2 separate regions of the Homo sapiens genome follow, and region 1 is linked to region 2. Evidence: chromatin loops called from intact Hi-C (ENCODE). Cell type or tissue: CD14-positive monocyte. All regions are shown on one strand. Each heading gives the region's core, and the rest is flanking DNA. Links, peaks and the distances in the headings are about the cores only.

The links. Peaks named below come from ENCODE experiments on the same cell type or tissue, not always from the same donor. Only the 100,000 strongest peaks of a DNase experiment are listed, where the experiment ranks them.
Region 1: a loop joins it to region 2, with 3.0 times the contacts of the local background. A loop is called at or near these places in 1 of 110 quality-filtered maps.

What each region holds. Positions count from the first base shown.
Region 1 is chr12:32,372,628-32,375,549 of GRCh38, forward strand. The region is part of intron 9 of BICD1 (BICD cargo adaptor 1); the gene reads left to right. Among named protein-coding and RNA genes, the nearest start is that of FGD4, 25 kb to the right of the region's middle. In CD14-positive monocyte, for the core only: no CTCF peak of the experiment used is centred there; DNase peaks (open chromatin) are centred at 1,294 and 1,714; H3K4me3 peaks cover 885 bases; H3K27ac peaks cover 1,210 bases.
Region 2 is chr12:32,484,204-32,487,125 of GRCh38, forward strand. The region is part of intron 1 of FGD4 (FYVE, RhoGEF and PH domain containing 4); the gene reads left to right. Among named protein-coding and RNA genes, the nearest start is that of FGD4, 86 kb to the left of the region's middle. In CD14-positive monocyte, for the core only: no CTCF peak of the experiment used is centred there; DNase peaks (open chromatin) are centred at 1,678 and 2,218; H3K4me3 peaks cover 2,457 bases; H3K27ac peaks cover 2,500 bases.

The DNA.
Region 1 (2,922 bases), core at 148-2,647, 110 kb before region 2:
CAGCACTTTGGAAGGCTGAGGTGGGAAGATTGCTTGAGCCCAGGATTTCTAGATCAGCCTAGGCAACTTGGTGAAACCCTGTCCTTTAAAACAAAATACAAGAATTAGGCATGGTGGCCTGCATCTGTAGTCCCAGCTACTCAGGAGGCTGCGGTGGGAGGATCGTTTCAGCCTAGGAGTTCAAGGCAGCAGTGAGCCGAGATTGTGCCACTGCGCTCCGGCCTGGGTGGCAGAAGAGGACCCTGTCTCCAAAAACAGAAAAAAAGTAGAACTTTTCCATGTATACTTTTTACAGGCTAATTCCATTGTAGAGCTAAATTATCAAAATTGTTTATAGATAATAGGTATTATAATATGAAAGGAATGCCCAAGGTATATAGCCTTGGATATAATATTGAAATATATAGAGTTGTTTGGTATTTAGCACTTCCCTTCTATCAAGTAGTTTTCTACTTGGGAAAAAAAAAGAAACTTCCTGAAGATGTATCCAATTTTATATCTTAGTAACAGCTTCCTAAACTTGCCATTTACAACATGATCTACCTATGTAAAGTAAAATCAATGGTAAATGTTGAATAACAAGTGGACTCTTGAAAATATTTAGCAATCACAACTGAAACTGAATTCATTCTATGCCTTAAATGATTATAATTTATCAAATATTTATATCCAAGAAATAGTATCTTAACCTGTAAGCCAAGAATGTGTGTCTTACAGGTTAATTTACACATAATATACACCATGTGATTGCAGCATTTTATGCAAATTAAAAATATTAATACTATAGATAATAACTTTATGTAAGAAATCTATCTAAAGGAATGAAAAAAATTTAAATCATCACGAATGATGTAATGTCAAGGTGTTAGGCAAAGTGAGTTGTAACCCATATTTAAGCTATAGCTACACACTTCAGCTGGTCAGGAAGAAATATTTGTCTTCCTTTATCAAAAAGAGTATTGGGGCCAGGTGCAGCGGCTCACGCCTGTAATCCCAACACTTTGGGAGGCTGAGGCGGGTGGATCACAAGGTCAGGAGTTCGAGACTGTCATGGCTAACACAGTGAAACCCCGTCTCTACTAAAAAAAAAAAAATACAAAAAATTAGCCAGGTGTTGTGGCATGTGCCTGTAGTCCCAGCTACTCGGGAGGCTGAGACAGGAGAATCACTTGAACCCGGAAGGTGGAGGTGGCAGTGAGCCAAGATCGCGCCAGTGCACTCCAGGCTGGGCGACAGTTTGAGACTGTCTCAAAAAAAAAAAAAAGTATTGGATTACACAAGGTCTTCAAAAACATATCTTTCTTGGGTGGACACAGTGGCTCATGCCTGTAATCCTTGCGCTTTGGGAAGCAGAGGCAGGCTGATCACTTGAGGTCAGGAGTTCGAGACCAGCCTGGGCAACATGGTGAAACTCTGTCTCTACTAAAAATACAAAAATTAGCCAGGTGTGGTGGCGCAGGCCTGTAATCCCAGCTACTCAGGAGGCTGAGGCACTAGAATTGCTTGAACCTGGGAGGCAGAGGTTGCAGTGAGCTGGGATCGTGCCACTGCACTCCAGCCTGGGCGACAAAGTGAGATTCTGCTCAAAAAAAAAAAGAAAAGAAAAGAAAAGAAAAAAAAGCCATATCTTTCTTGTGTAATGTGACGATTCTGCATTACTTGCCATAAATCACATTGCATAATATGTTTAGTTCCCTAAAAAGAAATTAGTTCTGGTGCTGACTTCCACAGCACGTATAGTAAAATTGGAGTTTTTTTTACTATATGTGCTGTGGAAGTCAGCAGTCTAAGTCATGCATATTTGCAGAAAAACTGTTAGGTCGATGGGAAAGTCTGGCCTATAACCTGCTGTTTACCAGGCCGTCAAACTCTGTTTGGAGGGTCAAGTGTGAATCTTGCCATACATTATTTTCTGTTTTAAATATTTTCTTTTCTTTCTTCTTTTTTTTTTTTTTTTGAGACGGAGTTTTGCTCTTGTTACCCAGGCTGGAGTGCAATGGCGTGATCTCAGCTCACCGCAACGTCTGCCTCCCGGGTTCAAGCGATTCTCCTGCCTCAGCCTCCTGAGTAGCTGGGATTACAGGCATGTGCCACCACGCCCGGCTAATTTTTTTTTTTTTTTTTTTTTTTTGTATTTTTAGTAGAGACAGGGTTTCTCCATGTTGGTCAGGATGGTCTTGAACTCCCAACCACAGGTGATCCGCCTGCCTCGGCCTCCCAAAGTGCTGGGATTGCAGGCGTGAGCCACTATGCTTGGCCTAAGATTTTCTTCATTTATTTTCCTTTTTTTTTTTTTTTTTTTTTTTTTTGAGACGGAGTCTCGCTCTGTCGTCCAGGCTGGAGTGCAATGGCGCGATCTCGGCTCACTGCAAGCTCCGCCTCCCGGGTTCACGCCATTCTCCTACCTCAGCCTCCGGAGTAGCTGGGACTACAGGCGCCCGCCACCACGCCCAGCTAATTTTTTTTTTTAATTATTTTTAGTAGAGACGGGGTTTCACCATGTTGGCCAGGATGGTCTCTATCTCCTGAGCTCATGATCCGCCCGCCTTGGCCTCCTGAAGTGCTGGGATTACAGGCGTGCGCCACCGCGCCCAGGCTTATTTTCCAATTTATAAATGAGGCCGGGCACGGTGGCTCGTGTGTGTAATCTCAGCACTTTGAGAGGCCGAGGTGGGCAGATCACTTGAAGTCAGGAGTTCGAGACCAGCCTGGCCAAAATGGTGAAAGTCCGTCTCTACTAAAAATACAAAAAATTAGCCGGACGCGGTGGTGGGCCCTTGTAATCCCAGCTACTCGGGAGGCTGAAGCAGGAGAATTGCTTGAACCCAGGAGGCAGAGGTTGCAGTGAGCCGAGATCGTGCCACTGCACTCCTGCCTGGGCGACAGTGAGATTCCATATCAAAAAAATTTACAAATGAAACT
Region 2 (2,922 bases), core at 247-2,746:
TCTAAATGTCTTAAGACTTTATGATGTTAGTGTGTATTTCTCCAAGTAGTTTTCTTCATGCTTCCACTTGTTGGTTCATAAGCTGCATCAGGTGTGTGTTTTACTATACCCATCAAAATGTCCTCACCTACTCTCAAAGTGCTTTAAGGTAACATACAATTTTTAGTTTGCTATTCCATATAACATAGAAACATAATAATTTTAAGAAGTGATGTTACAAAGTTGAGCTGAGTCTAGGTATTATGGTTTGATTCTGACTACAACATCTGACTATCACATGAAAAGGGACATTTGTGTTATGTAAATGTTGAATTTACATCATGATTAATGTTTAGGTGTTTTAAAACATCTGTTATGTGATAAATTAACTAAAATACCCCTTTTTAGGCTGGGTGCAGTCACTCATGCCTGTAATCCCAGCATTTTCGGAGGCCGAGGTGGGTGGATTACCTGAGGTCAGGAGTTCAAGACCAGCCTGGCCAACATGGTGAAACCCCACCTCTACTAAAAATACAAAAATTAGCCAGACGTGCTGGTGGGCACCTGTAATCCAAGCTACTTGGGAGGCTGAGGCAGGAGAATAGCTTGAACCTGGGAGGCAGAGGTTGCAGTGAGCCAAGATCACACCACTACACTCCAGCCAGGGTGACAGAGGGATACTCTGTCTCAGAAAAAAAACAAAATAAAAATAAAAAATCCCATCTTATTTTTTAAGAAATGGCGCCTCACTCTGTCGCCCAGACTGAGGTATGGTGGTATGATAGTAGCTCACTATGTAACGTCAACCTTCTATGCTCAAGTGATCCTCCTGCCTCAGCCTGTTGAGTAGCTGGGATGACAGGCACATGCCATAACACCCAGCTAATTTTTTAAAATTTATTTTTGTAGAGATGGGGTCTCACCATGTTGCCTAGGTTGGTCTCTAATTTCTGGCCTCAAACATAAAACATTCATTTTAATCCATAATTTTACTTTATAGGCATAACAAGGATGAGAAATTTGCCTATCAATCAGTGCCTTCCTCTTTTAAAAACCTGACTTGTTTTTATATAGAAATTACTTGGGATTGCTAGGTAACCCGCATAACCATTCCTGGAAAAAAATGGAAGGCCCTTTTTTGCTTTTGGGAATATGGAGAGCTTATACACAGTTTCACTATTCAGCATTGCTTGCAGTATTTCTTACAATTTTCTGATGTCTGTCAAAAAGAATCCTCAGATCTTTTAAGACCAATTTTTTTTTTTTTTTTTTTTTTGAGACAGAGACTCGCCCTGTTGCCCAGGCTGGAGTGCAGTGGCGGGATCTGGGCTCACTGCAAGCTCCGCCTCCCAGGTTCACGCTATTCTCTTGCCTCAGCCTCCCGAGCAGCTGGGACTACAGGCGCCTGCCACCACGCCTGGCTAATTTTTTTTTTGTATTTTCAGTAGAGACGAGGTTTCACCATGTTAGCCAGGATGGTCTCGATTTCTTGACCTCGTGACCCACCCGCCTAGGCCTCCCAGAGTGCTGGGATTACAAGTGTGAGCCACTGCGCCTGACCAAGACCTATTTTTAAAGGGAAGTTTGTTATAAGCCTAAATGCCATAAATGTAATAAAGTTACATGTATTTGGCATCATACTTCCTAGTCCACCCCCGGTATTCTAGAGCTCTCTCAGTACATTTTGAAACACCTTCGTGGAATTTTGAAATGCGTTGCTTGCGTAGTTCCTTGAGCCTGCATCACTGCCAGAAGAAGACTTATGAAACAGAACTCTGTACTTCCCATTAGTTAGTTCTTTATCATGTTGAACACTAGATGTGTATGTGTCTAGTGTCTAAATACAGAATGCCTATAGTTTCTACCAACAAATTATGGATCCAAATCCTTGCTCCAGAAGCAGGAAATAGGTTAATCAGAAGATTGCTGGATGTTATGAAAAGAATCTTTTATGGGGGGCTGTGAGTATTGTTTTGCAATTGCCATTTCTGAAATATCTCAGGTTAAAACATTTGGATTTTTTCACTATGCAAAGTATACAATAGATGAGGTCACTGGTATTTCTCTTTGTTTACTGTTAAGTGATAATAATTTGTACCACGATGGAAAAATTATCGTGGATTTTCTTTAGAGTAGTTCAGTGCTGTGGTTTTAGCACAAAGGTGTGCTTTTTCTTATCTTCATGATCCAGGAACAATTACTTGAGGGAATGGCATTTCTCCCTGTGAGTTCATAGCACAGAGTGTTTCCTGAGAGTAGTGGAAGTGAGTAAGTGCAACCACTGTTGACCCTTGTCATCTCAGTCTTTTTTATTATAACCTCTTTCCTTCTACTTTTTTCACTTGTCTTCTTTCTATTTCTAATATTTAAGATTTACACTTTAGCCAGTTTCTTAAAACTTATTTGTGCACCTAATATTTTCTTGGTCATCAATTATTTGGGGATAAAAATTCCCCCTACTTCTAAAACATGAGCAAGGTACATTGGTAATTCTCAGGTTTAAGGATTTCTTGAAATAACATTATCTGATTTATTGGGATCTGAAGTATAGTTGACTTGACTAGGTACTTCTATCATTGTGGCTTAAGTGATCTTGTAGTCTTTTATATTTAACTGAAAAATCATTTTAGGTTGATGTTTTTGTTCAGAGAAACATTTTAAATTTTAAACCAATATTTTTGTTCAGTAGGAAGGAGAAAAAAATAAACATCCAAGTATAAGCTACTGTAACATTTTGAGGTGTTTTTCCTCTTTGTAGCTATTGTTTTGTGAAACTGAGGCTATACTGTTTATGGATTTTGAATTATACTTCTCCCTCTGACCCCCACCATGTATCATTAAATTATTTCAGGCTACTAAAAATTCTCAGGAAATATCCATTTCAGTTGCTCTACACTATTCTGTTACAGGTACCTTAATTAACACATCCACTATTATTAGATA